Regions from separate parts of the Mus musculus genome. Here all the other regions are linked to region 3. Evidence: chromatin contacts called from ENCODE Hi-C or POLR2A ChIA-PET data. All regions are on one chromosome and are shown on one strand. Each heading gives the region's core, a stretch centred on a gene start or an enhancer-like site at or near the end of the contact. The rest is flanking DNA. Distances are from core to core; before and after follow the strand shown. Region 1 holds the start of Txndc5 (thioredoxin domain containing 5). Region 2 holds the start of Eef1e1 (eukaryotic translation elongation factor 1 epsilon 1). Region 3 holds the start of Snrnp48 (small nuclear ribonucleoprotein 48 (U11/U12)).

Region 1 (4,497 bases), core at 341-2,840, 320 kb before region 3:
TGCTACTGTTACAAGTCATAATGTTAATAGCTGATATTTGACCCCCAAAGGGATCTGGAACCACACAGCTTTGGGCAGGTGAAAAAGGAGTTGATATTATAAACATAGTACCTTCTGTTGCGATGTCTTAGCAATGAAGTGAGAGAAGTATTGAGGAGCATAAAGCTTTGACCTTGACAGTACAGATGACATGGCAAGAGTTCTTGGATTTCTGGTCACCAGCAAGCCTCACAGGACACGAGGCATGGCAGAGCACATCACAGGAGGCCTTCAAGGACAGCATCAGGGATTTCTATTTTAGTCTGTATGCCAAGGCTACTGGGCAGAGTTGGTGTGCTGGTTCAAGTTGGAGCAACAAATTGCCATAGTCAAAATCACGTGGGCAAAGGATGCTCATAGAACTTCTCCTGCGATGGGCAAGTTTAGGTCTGTTCAGGTTAGGAAAGCCGGAAGAAGCGTTTGGCTGAACTGTGCTTACTCAGAATGTGAGGGCACAAAGGGAGAGAGGGGGCAAGCAAGAGATGCTGCAGTTTGGTGTTTGGAAAACCATGGTTAAACATTTACAGGTGGACGAACCTAACATGAGAATAGTTACAGATGATGTGAGTTTCCCTGCCCCTCCCTTTACCACCACCCCCAACTGTTGCTAACCCAGGCTTTTGGTTTAGGGAGGCTGAGGCTAATAAAGATCAGGTGATTTTCAGAAGTGTTGCTCAGAAGTCCAATACAAGATGGCCATGTACTCTTCTTACTATGCCCGTTGCTTTTTCCCAATAAAAGATCACCATATATATGTCTTATGATGCCAGCTTCCTTTTCATCGGTACAGAGCATAGCTCTAGGACCTCTCTCAAGTGTCTAGTGGTTGTTTCGTTCTCCCTAACTTAGCTCCAGGTTTTCAAGGCAGGGCAGGGAGCTTAGATTGCCACCCGACTTAAAGTTCAAGAGTTGGCGTGGGTCCATGCGCCCCAGCCCAGGCGTTAGCTCTCACCCAGAACAGCTGTTGCCATTCATTTTCCTATCCAGGGTGAGTTAGGGCACACAGGGCACTAGCCAGGGCCTGAAGGAAGGGCCACTTTGACTGCCTTTCCTTTTCAAAGTGAAGGCAGGGCAGGATAACAGAGGAGGTGCTCTTGGGAAGTGGTTTCATCACACCCCCTGAGGCCAGGCCCTCAAATCACAGTTGAGCTTTGGCTAAGAATCTGACTTATGCAAGAGCAAACCCCACACACGTTTGCCTGATTTCCTCCTTTCTGCTGACAGCAGCTCAGCTTGGTCCTAAACTCTCGGGTCTCTTGGTGTCTGATTAGTTATCAACAGAAGCTGCCACTGTTCCATAGCTTGGCAGCTTGGCCTCTTCGTCCCTAGCAGGGAAAGGCTGATGAGGAGCTTGGGAAGGAGAATGAGCTCAGCGGGATGGAAGGGAACCGGACTGAGATAGCGCTGGAGGTGCTGCACAAGGACCCCAGGACCTAAGCGACCTCTTCCTGGTGGCTTTCAGCAGAAGACAGCAAGTTGCTAGGTGAGCCGGCGGGACAGGGGGCGTGGCTCTGCGAGCGGGGGCGTGATTGAGGCGTGGCTCTGCGGTCGTGGGAGGAGCCGGGGCGGGAGCGGCGCCGCGGAGGGGACCCGCGGCACGAGCGAGAGCTCGCCAGCCCCGCCACGATGCCCCCGCGCCCAGGACGCCTCCTCCAGCCGCTGGCCGGGCTGCCGGCCCTGGCCACGCTCCTGCTGCTGCTCGGGGCGCGCAAAGGCGCCCGGGCCCAGGAGGTGGAAGCGGACAGCGGGGTCGAGCAGGACCCGCACGCCAAGCACCTGTATACGGCCGACATGTTCACGCACGGGATCCAGAGCGCCGCGCACTTCGTCATGTTCTTCGCGCCCTGGTAACTGCAGCTCCAGCAGGCCGGCGGAGCCCGATCTGGGACCGGGGACCAGGGACCTGGAGCCGGGGACCGGGGAGAGGGCGCGAGGCCGCGCAGGCTGCGCCGGGGGCGTGGGCCGCGCTCGGGCCTCGCCGCTGACGTGGCGCTAGCCGCCGGCCTGCGAGCTAGGAAGGGCGGGCCCCGAGGGGAGACCCGGAAAAGCCTCTCCACCCCGCCACACTGCTGGAGTCCAGGCATCCCCCGCTTCTGTCCCCTGCCCAGCTCCCCAAACTTCCTGTGCTGGCCGGACGCGGCGGGAGCCCGGCGTCCACGTGCCCTATCCTGAAGGGTTCTTCCTGCTGGCCCATCAATATTGGGTTGGATTGGAAATCTAAGGCCCCCTCAAGATGTGATTGCCCACTTTGTGTGTCGAGGGTAGGAAAAGATAGCCTAGGTCGGGAACTGAGACTTCCCCGGCCCCTGGAGTCCAGCGAGGTGCCAGTTTTGGAGTCTCCGCTGCACGCTGGAGTGGATGTGAGCTGTATTCTCAAGGCCTTTAACTCTTTCACCTCCTGTTCTCATTTGGGGCCCGGTCATTTGGAAAGTGTGAGGTCGAACTGTTCTTCCTAAAAGTCATAACTTCAGGCTTCCATTCTTCGGTTGGGGCTTCCTGGTGCACCTCACTACCCCAAGAATTAGTCTAGACATAGCAGTGCTTTGCTACTGGGGCCTAGATGCTCAGAGAAAGAAGTTCTCCGGTCCACAGCAGAAAGCGGTATTTAGAGCACAGGCTCTTGAGATGTGGGATGTTCTGGCTGTGTTTATTGCTGAGCAAAGTACTCTTCCTCTAGCTCAGTAGGGACTCATTAAGGACAGGGGGTTAAGCAGTTAAGAAAAATGTGCCTGTGGAATCCAATGTAGTCAGTGATTGTATTTTTCTAAAGTGGGAGAAACTTTGCCCATAACCCTAGAGCGGGCTATTACTGCATTTCAATTCGTTTAGTGTTAAATTAACTTTGTGGGGGAGGGGATCATTTTGGCTCACAGCCATTATCAGTTAAGAATGCAGGAATGGGATACACTGTTTTACATTCCCAAGAACAGCCACTTGAGTCTGTAGAACTACCATTGAAAGAAAAAGACTGGGAGTCTGCCACAGTCAGTCGCGTTAATAGTTACTCTGTGCACAAGTCGTCTCAAAGTAGTGATTCCAGTTAAGTACACCACAGGACTTAATTGGAGTTGATTTCGGTGGAATAAATCTAAGGGTTTTTAGTTTTATGAGAAAAGTTGACATGCAGGCAGGGTTAGGTTCTCTGGAGTGCTGATGGAGTTTTAAGTTTAGAATATATGCAATGAATAACCAGCTAGTCTTGGCCAGTTGGGGTATACACCACAGATTCTTTTTTTTTTTTTTAACTCTATGGCTTACAGACGTTTAGGTCGAGGCTGCTCTCTAGGATAAGCCTTCAATTGTTTGCTTCTTGCTATTCTGATAAAAATATTAGAGAGATGTAGGAGCCCACCCATGGCCTTTGAAGGCTGGGTTTTTGATGTTTTAAGGGGAAGTTGAGGCAGGATCTCTCTGTGTAGCCAAGCTGACCTTGAACTCATGACTTTGTTGGTCTCAGCCTACAGAGTGCTAAGATTTCAAAATTTTAAGAACAACATGGTACTCAAGGTAGACTACGCTGGGTCCTCTCCCCACTTCTTTCTCACCGTGAGTGCCTGGAATGTTCACTGTCCATGTGTGATGCTGGGGCAAGGACACTGTGTAGTGATGGCACTGACCTGTCTCTGTATTTGTTCTAAGCTTTGTGGGTGCAGGATTGTCCTCCTGCTGTTGATCTGGTGCCAGCATCTGGTCACACTGAACCTAGGGACAGTTAGGTCAAAGGTAAGGTTAGGTGCCTTTGCTCTGTCACTTGGCTCCAGGCCACATCTGAATACAGCCGGCAGTCTCTGTAGTGCTGTATCCACAAGGGCTCCAAACCAGAAATGCCAGTTAGAGAGAAGCAGTGGACTCTTTAGTCCTCCTGGGTGGGGAGAGGCTTGCCTGTGTGGTGATGACCCCAAGTGGTCAGGTTAACTTGGGTTAGAGGGAACTAAATCTTTATCTTCTTTTTAAATCTTGTATTGTTTTCATAAGAACCCTTTCAAGGGTATAGAGGATGTCTATCTACAACTCTAAACTGAGCATATCTGATCAAATTCCGCTAACATCAGGACAACCCTTAGGAGCTGAAGGGGTTTGCAACCCCATAGGAAGAACAATATCAACCAGCCAGAGCTCCCAGGGTCTAAACCACCAACCAAGGAGTACACATAGAGGGACCCATGGCTCCAGCCGTATATGTAGCAGAGGATGGCCTTGTCGGGCATCAATGGGAGAAGAGGTCCTTGGTCCTGGAAAGGCTCAATGCCCCTGTGTAGGGGAATGCGTGGGTGGGGAGTTGGGAGTGGGTGGGTGGGAGTGCACCCTCATAGAAGCAAGAGGAGGGGGGATGGGATGGGGGCTCCTGGGGGGGGGAATCAAGAAAGGGGATAACATTTGAAATATAAATAAAATATCTAGTTTTTAAAAAAGGAGAAAGAAAGAAAAAGAAAAAGAAAATCCATTAGGGCAGCCACT
Region 2 (4,151 bases), core at 788-3,287, 450 kb before region 3:
CCAGACTTGGCTCCAACATCCCGGTGCTCTCTTTCTCCTCAAACAGTATCTTTTGTATTTTTTTTTCCTTGCTCCTTTTCATTATAGATCTGGCTAAGTGTGACCACCAACAACTGCATGACACAGTCAATCCTGGGCTACCTTGAAATCTCTGCCAACAGTATTAATCCAAAGTCTTCAATTTAGGTTGGTTTTTTTGTTTGTTTGTTTGTTTGTTTTTTTAATTTTAGGACAAGGGCACAAGGGAGCTACTACATTCTTTGCTAAAATATCATAAGAATGGTTTCTTGGCCACTCACTAAAATTCCTCCCCTCTGAAATTTCTTGATCTGGGCCCCATAGTTCAAATCACCCTCAGCATTGTTTTCCATGCCCCTACTAGGAAGGTCCATTAAGTTTCACTTATAGCATCCAAAGACTTTTCTAGTCCAAGTCCCAAAGTCTTCCATATTCCCCCAATGTTGCGGCCGCCAGCAGCTCGCAACATGAACGGTTCGACTGAGAAGGCCACTCGAGCTGTAAGAGAGGAATCTAGACGGGGCGAAAGAAGAAACGGAGCTAAGACAAATTCATTCTGATCAAAGCTCAAATTTTATTGTTGCGACACTAGTTATAAAGGAAGGGGGAGGGGACCCAACTCCCGACGAATAATCTCTGGTCCAGTAGAAAGGTGCACCTCCGCAGGTTCTAGCAGTGGGCGTGGCAGAACGAATGAGCAGGAAGCTCCACCCCTGAACAAGCAGGTTTCAGGCTGGGGGAGGGGAGACTACACCCCAACAAACAGAATAATCAAGCCTGTCACAGCAACATCTTGGTTCCTGGTACCAGCTTCTGTCTTGGTCACTGTTCATTTGCCTATAATCACCATTTTTATTCAAACCACCACATAAGGATTCAACTTGTCTCAGTTAGAGTTTCTATTGTTGTAAAGAGACACCATGAGTTACTATTAACTTTTATAAAGAAAAACATTTAGTTAGGGCTGCCTTACGGGTTCAGAAATTTAGTCCATTATCATTACAGTGAGTCTCATGGCCCCAGGCAGGCAGACATGATGCTGAAGGAGCCAAGAGTTTTATATCTGGATCAGCAGGAGGCAAGGAAAAAAAAAAAAAAAGAATGCCACTAGGATCTGAAACCTCAAAGCCCACCCCCACTGCCACATTTTCTCTAACAAGGCCACACCTACTCCAACGAGGTCACGCCAATAGTGACACTCCCGGTGAGCATATGGAGGCTCATTTTCTTTCTTTTGGGGGGGGGGGAGAGGAGGGGTTCGAGACAGGGATTCTCTGTGTATCCCTGGCTGTCCTGGAACTCACTTTGTAGACCAGGCTGGCCTCGAACTCAGAAATCTGCCTGCCCCTGCCTCTGCCTCCCGAGTGCTGGGATTAAAGGCGTGCACCACCACGCCCGGTTGGGGGCTTATTTTCGTTCAAACAACCACAGATCTCAAGTTCCCTTGCTAGGTCACTGGCCCTTATCCTTATTTTAATTTAAGATTGTTCTATAATTTTCTTATTTGGAGAACTATTTGACGAGTTTGGGAATCAATGCTTTATATTTATAAAACAAATAATCTAAATTATTCTTCTGATCTACAATAGTTTTATAAGCATTGTAATGAATGATTCAATCTTTAAGATTCGGATACATTCAGCCAGGCAGTGGTGGTGCATGCCTTTAATCCCAGCATTTGGGAGGCAGAGGCAGGCGAATTTCTGAGTTCGAGGCTAGCCTGGTCTACAGAGTGAGTTCCAGGTTAGTCAGGGCTATACAGAGAAACCCTGTCTCAGAAAACAAAACTAAGATTCGGATACATTCTTCTGTGAAACTGTCTACACTCCGTGCTCTCCTCTGCCTACTGTGAGCAATCCACCGGACTCCGAATGTGGTTGGCCCCGCCCTTAATTACGAACCGCCCCCTGCCTTGAGCTGACTCCGCCCCTTTCGCGCAGGCGCGCTTGCCGTCCTCCCAGCCAATCGTGGGAGACATCTGTGGGGCCGGACTTCCTGCTCAATCAAGGTCCTAGCTGTGCAGGCCCCGCCTCCCTAGGAGCTGGGCCAGAAGATGGCGGCGGCCGCGGAGTTGAGGCTGCTGGAGAAGAGTCTGGGACTGAAGCCGGGGAATAAGTACAGTGCTCAGGGCGAGCGGCAGGTGAGGCGCAGCGGTAGGAAAGCAGCAGGGCGGCGGGGTGACCCGGAGCCTACGCGACCCGGCCGGGGCATCGGAATGGACTCCGCTCCCCACGTGCGTGCGGGGCGGGCCGCGTGGCTCGGTCTGGACCTCCAGGCAAATGTCACCGTCCTCCCCTCGGGGAGCAGAAAGCCAGTTCGCGGAGGCCTGGGCAGAGTCAGGGGTTCAGATCCCTGTAGGCGGCCGTTAGCCGTGCCTGGTCCTTTCATTCAGCGACCGCCTTTCCAGCGGCTGGCCGGGCGAGCGGTACAGATTCCTGGAAGCCGCCTGGCGGAGGGAACACGGAATAGGACCCTGCTCATTCTGGCGACACACCCGCTTGGATGTGCATTGTGCAGAGAATTGAGGAAGATTCCGGGTGTGGGGCAGTGGAATGCTTGGTGAGATAGAAGAATCCTGATTTCTTAGGGTGTAGAAAGTGAGTCCTTTGTAACTCATCATTTGCCGTAGAAAGATGGTACTAGAGGAAGAATGGTAGTGGGAAACCATAGAGTGTGCCTTGAACGGGATTCCAGATCTAGATGGCTTGTTCCTGTTTGGGCCCAAAGGTTTTGTTTTGTTTTGTTTTTTCCTTTAATGTCTAAATCGTAGCGGTATTGTGGGGTTCACAGTAACTTAATGTGGCACCTGGAAAGGTTAAATGACTTGCCTGCCGTAGGCTGCGAAGGCCATCCTCCCCAGAGGTGATGTGCTCTGTCCTCAGCCCAGTTTCCTTTGCACACCCTCTTTTTTGGCTTTGCCGAGACATGAGAGACAGTCTTGCTTTCAAGGCATGAGGGACAGTCACCAGCAATTAAGGGCCCAATAGGACAAGCGACAGGGGAGGAATACATTGAGGACAGTGGCACAGTGCCACAGAGGAGGTGGGATTTAAGCTTCAGTGAGAAGCTGGTGTTCAAGAGATTAGACTTGGAAGGATGTAGAAAACCAGTGAATTACTATGTAAGTTTGGGTCCAGTAAGCCACCCAAAACAGAGTAGTGCAATACAGAATAAACCCAAGTTCAGTCTTAGACCAAGTTCAGTTTGAAGTTCAGAGTTGGGTTTTAGTGCCTTGTGTAATGGAAACGTTTCACAGTGAGTCCCAGTTGAAAGTTTCTGGTTTTCTGTGAGTACAGACCAAAGACTAGAGATGAAATCACCGTGTTTCCTTAGTTGAAAACTAACCACAGTACACCAGCAGTTACGATGTGCTCAGCGAGATTCCCAATAATAATGACAAGGAACAGTCTAAGGATCCAACTGTAGGAGCAAGGTCCATTAGATTATGGTACATCAGTACATGAGGAAACTACTACTTATCCACCCGCTAGAAGTAGCTCACATCAGGACTTGGGGAGCTGAGAAAGGTGGATCACCAAGAGTTCTCGGCCAGCCTGGGCTAAGGACTCAGAACCTGCCCCCTCACCACCACCACCACCACCAACAACAACCCACCCCCAACCCTGCCAAACGTGATTGCTTTGAAGGCTACGGAATCCCAGAATTGTTATGAAAATAATGTTTCTGATAATTAAACATGCATTAAGAATTGTGCGTGTTAGATTATATATACACCTATATACAACATTTCAGTGTTATATAAATCGTTAAGAACTGCCATGTGGGTGCTGAGACTTGAACCCAGGTCCTCTGGAAGAGCAGCTAGTGCTCCTAACCTCCCAGCCATCTCTTTTCTCCCCAGATTTGGTTGGGTGGTTTGGGTTTTGTTTGGTGGTCCTAGGTTTGGTTTGGTTTTGGAGACAAGGTCTCACTAAGTAGCTCTGGCTGTCCTGGAACTCACCGTGTAGATCAGTCCTTGTCATTTTGAGTGACCTGAGTAAGTCTGATCGCATGAAGAGGTGATAAACATTGCTTACAGCTGGAAATATCTGGTTGCTGGTACAAGTGTCTCAGCCTGGCCACTCCCCTGTGGTGGTAGTTTTAGAGATGAGTAAAGAGTATTGGTATAAGAG
Region 3 (4,237 bases), core at 22-2,521:
GTGCACATGAAACATGGAAATTGATTAATTATCTGGACTAGTCTCAAAACTATCAATGTCATTTACCAGATTTTTTAAGCCAGTTACAACAGTGAGTATCAGATAATCATGTACTTCACGGTTTACTGGATAATCTGGGAGTTTTACAATGGACTTTCATATAGCGGTTAAGCAAAATACACCTCAGAAATCAGAAGGCCTGCAAGTCCCAGTTGCCAATCCCACTGGGATGTTTTTGTTTCTTCATTTGTAAAATGCTGCCAATTATTCTAGCCTCCTTGGGATACGAATTTTAAATGAAGTAACGCAGTGCCATTTAGAACGTGTTAAGTGTTAATATCACGATGTTGTCTAATATCTCGATAATAAATGAAGGAGTGGTGGGGCCCTCCATTCTCAATGGTCTGGAAATTTCATAAAATTATCAATTCATACCTCAAACTTTTTCAGTTGTCCCCCAAATCCATTTTTACAGCATCGTTACTAGGCTTTAAGCCATGAACTATATTGGTTAATTCACAACTCCAAATATACTTGTAAAGGTACAATGAAGGGTTTTTTTTCTTTCCAATTTCCACTTCAATTTTAAGACAATGGTGATTAGCTTGTACGTAAATTGCATATATCTTAAATATTTCCATCGACATATGACTTAAACCTTGTTACTGCATCATAGTAAATGAAGAGGGTATAAGAAATCACCGCGCAACGCAAATTCCCTCTATCCTGCACCTATTAAATAAGTCAGGATAATTCACTCTAATACACTCCTTAGGGGTCCGCTACTAGCTACCATTCCTTGGTGGCGCCCTTTAATCGTCCCACAATCGGTCCTGTCCGAGTGGGAAGCGTCCGGGTTTAAGATAGAGAAAAGTGAACACTGAATCTAACGCAATGCAGAATCCTTATATCATGACGAAGCAAATCGCCAACCTCAGCAGCAGCGCCCCCGGGATATGCACCGGACGAGCCCTGTCCTCCCCTGCATCGCACCGGGATGGAGAGAAGTGGGCTCCCCGGGCGCCTTTCCCACGGCGAGAAGTCAGCGGCCCGGGAAAGGCCGGGCAACCTCGCCCCTCACCTCGGCCTCCGCCTCGTCCCCGGGGTCCAGCTGATCCAGGCTCCATCCCAGGGACGCCGTCACCTCCTCCAGCGTCCGGCAGCAGCTCTCCACAAACTCGCTCAGCTCCTCCTGGAGCCGACGCCGCTCTTCCAGAGGAGGAGGTTCGGTCTCCATGATGGCAGCTCACCTCAGGCAGGAAGAGGCGGAACTGCTGGGCGCGCACGAGCTTCTGGGCGCGCACGGGCTTCTGGGAGCCGTGGGCGGGGCCCCGGGATGGCGCCAGCCTATCGGGAAGAGCCGACGGGCAGGGCGGAAGCGGTAGTTTTGAAAGGTGTTTCCACGCTCTTCTGGGTTTAGTTTGCGTAGCAGGTTAGAACTTGCGTCCCAGCTTTGAGCATCATTCCGCTGCTCCTTCGATGTTTTTAGGAGAAATTATTTATATCGGCAGGAAAGTTTAAAGAACAACACAGAAAGTGTCAGTGTAGCCTTTCTCCAGCTCATTAGCGTTTTCCCTCTTACAATTACTTCTAGATTCTTTATCCCAAATGCTATTATGCACATCCTCAGAACATTTTCCTACATAATCACAATGCATGATCAAACAGAAAATTCCTGAAACGGCTCTTCAAATTCTTTTTAAAGCAATTTATTATGTTTTAACCAATTGGCTATAATTGGTTATTATTTCTTAATTTAGAACAGGACTGGTTAAGAGCATTGACTGCTCTTCCAGAGGTGTCCTGAGTTCAGTTCCCAGGAACCACAAGGTGGCTCACAACCATCTAAAATGGGATCTGATACCCTCTTCTGGTGTGTCTGAAGACAGCTACAGTGTACTCCTATACATTAGATAAATAGATAGATAGATATATCTTTAAGAAAGAAAGGAAGAGGGCTGGTGAGATGGCTCAGTGGGTAAGAGCACCCGACTGCTCTTCCGAAGGTCCGAAGTTCAAATCCCAGCAACCACATGGTGGCTCACAACCACCCGTAATGAGATCTGATGCCCTCTTCTGGTGTGTCTGAAGACAGCTACAGTGTACTTACATATAATAAATAAATAAATCTTTGAAAGAAAGGAAGGAAGGAAGAGAGAGAGCCAGGCTCTTGGCCAGCACTTGGAAGGCAGACACTTGGGAGGCAGATTTCTGAGTTCGAGGCCAGCCTGGTCTAAAGTGAGTTCCAGGACAGCCAGGGATATACAGAGAAACCCTGTTGTGTGTGTGTGTGTGAGAGAGAGAGAGAGAGAGAGAGACTGTGCTGGGGTATCTAAGAGACCAAATTCCTGTCTGAGTTACATTTGGCTTCTCCTCCTGAGAGTGGTGGTCCTGAATTCGAAATCACTAGGTGGTCATTGGCCACACTGTATTCACTGAGACTAAATGTTAGTTCAGTGACAGTTTAACAGTTTGTAAAGCATCCTGTTAACAACATAGAATACTGTAACTCTCAGGTAGTAACATGCTGTCTTGAATATTTTTCATGTAAAAAGTGCATTTTATGATATTTTGCATATATGTCTGTGTACCACATGGATGCCTGTTGCCAGAGTAGCAGTTAGCTATGCAGTCATTTTTCTAAAAGGGGAATTTGATATAGATAAGCTCAATTCAATAAAAACCAAATATAAACATTTTTGTTTATAATAAAATTATCAAAAGCAGGTTTATGAGTCATCCTGGAACTCACCATGTGGTTGTGTCAAATAACCAATTTAATAACAAGTGTGTCAGAAGCAGAAACCTTATGGATGATCACGGCGTGCTTATCTAAAGAAAGGTCATTGCTAATAAAGACACACGCTACATGTTCATAATAAAAATCACATGAAAAAAACACTATTGTCACAGGCATACTCAGAGGCCCAACTCAGGCGATTCTAGATTTTGTCAGCTTCACAGTTAACACTAACCACCATAGTATAGTGTTCTGTTCACATCTTAAAACTTAATTCATAGGTGGGGGTGGGGGTGCTGAGGCTGGGGGGAGGGGGAGGGGAAATGAATTAAGTTTTAAAATTGAGCATTATTATTTCATTATCATAATAGTTCCTGTTACTATCCAAATTTGTCTGAATTTGGCCAGTGGAAGTCATCTTCTTCCATCCCCCATGTCTTTGACACAGCTCTTTTATTATAGTGTCATGCACTTTGCTTTATACACAAGTGTATCTCTTCCCTTGTACGACTCCACATTTAATCTTCCTGTATTGTTTTGATCCCTAGAACTGAATCACATTTGCCTCCATATCAGATCTTTGCTTCTCTCCCCACATCGTTTACCACCAGTGGAAGAAATAGAAAGGGAAATTTTGGCTGCCAATCATTTCCAATGGCATAGTTCCCACCTTTTAATTTAAAGGAAGAAGAAGAAGAAGAAGAAGAAGAAGAAGAAGAAGAAGAAGAAGAAGAAGAAGAAGAAGAAGAAGAAGAAGAAATAGTAACTTTAGTCACTAACCGATAAGAAATGACTATTATGAAGAAAACATGGCAGCAGTCAAAAGACAGCCAGGGTTGAGTTCTAGAGCCATTAGTCACACTCCTCTCATGCTGTCCCTTTTATCTTAGTTTCATAGCCAAATGGTAGGTGTTAGATTACAGACCAGCTAACTGTGTCCCTTCCCTGCCCCTTCCCAAGAATTCCCAGAATTCTGGCTGCAGCTGATAAATGCCTGCTGTGGAGGTTAGAGCACACAGCAGACGAGCTGGAAGCAAGCCAACCTAACCCCCTCCCACGCCCATATCTGCAAGGTAAATTTATGGTTCTACCCAGTACCTGGCTCCTTGGCATGTAAGCCAAGTCAGATTAAATAATACGATGTAGAATGTCATGCCAACTCTCCCAAACTAAAAGTCAGAGAATCTCCTTTATTTGAGGGATTTCCGTGGAGGTATTGTCTGCTCCAGTTCTCCCCATCCACGATTTCATGAGGGAGATCTTTTCTACTCTTCCACTTTAAAGCTTTCTTTCCTAATGCTGTCCTACCCCAAGGCCTGATCATGGTCCCTAGTGGTTGTGAGGTTTTCTCTCTAATAAATCACATTATGGAAAGAAATGGGTCTTGGCTTCCTTATTTATCAACCCCACAGCTTCTTCCCTTTTTCTGTTGCTTGTACCAACAGGGAAACTGTGAGAACAACTTTGGAGATGCCAAGATGACTGTTGTTAGATTTC

The links. Hi-C counts contacts between places; a loop is a spot of excess contacts on that map. ChIA-PET counts read pairs that join two places held with the same protein, here RNA polymerase II (POLR2A).
Region 1: a map of T-helper 2 cell shows a loop between it and region 3 (2.5-fold over the local background). The contact joins the promoter of Txndc5 here to the promoter of Snrnp48 in region 3. A Hi-C loop is called at or near these places in 1 of 37 maps with a recorded cell type or tissue (T-helper 2 cell). POLR2A ChIA-PET finds 5 or more read pairs at or near these places in 1 of 5 experiments (Patski).
Region 2: a loop to region 3 is called in a map of T-helper 2 cell, with 3 times the contacts of the local background. The contact joins the promoter of Eef1e1 here to the promoter of Snrnp48 in region 3. A Hi-C loop is called at or near these places in 3 of 37 maps with a recorded cell type or tissue (T-helper 17 cell and T-helper 2 cell). POLR2A ChIA-PET finds 5 or more read pairs at or near these places in 1 of 5 experiments (embryonic stem cell).

The regions. Positions count from the first base shown.
Region 1 is chr13:38,525,577-38,530,073 of GRCm38, reverse strand. It overlaps Txndc5 (thioredoxin domain containing 5), which reads left to right and starts at 1,590. Exons shown (of 10, transcript NM_145367.4): 1 at 1,590-1,886. The coding sequence starts at 1,666. It overlaps Gm31834 (a long non-coding RNA gene), which reads right to left and starts at 2,171. Exons shown (of 2, transcript XR_382215.4): 1 at 112-2,171.
Region 2 is chr13:38,656,914-38,661,064 of GRCm38, reverse strand. It overlaps Eef1e1 (eukaryotic translation elongation factor 1 epsilon 1), which reads left to right and starts at 2,037. Exons shown (of 4, transcript NM_025380.2): 1 at 2,037-2,158. The coding sequence starts at 2,072.
Region 3 is chr13:38,201,973-38,206,209 of GRCm38, reverse strand. Snrnp48 (small nuclear ribonucleoprotein 48 (U11/U12)) reads right to left here and starts at 1,271. Exons shown (of 9, transcript NM_026382.2): 1 at 1,082-1,271. The coding sequence starts at 1,237.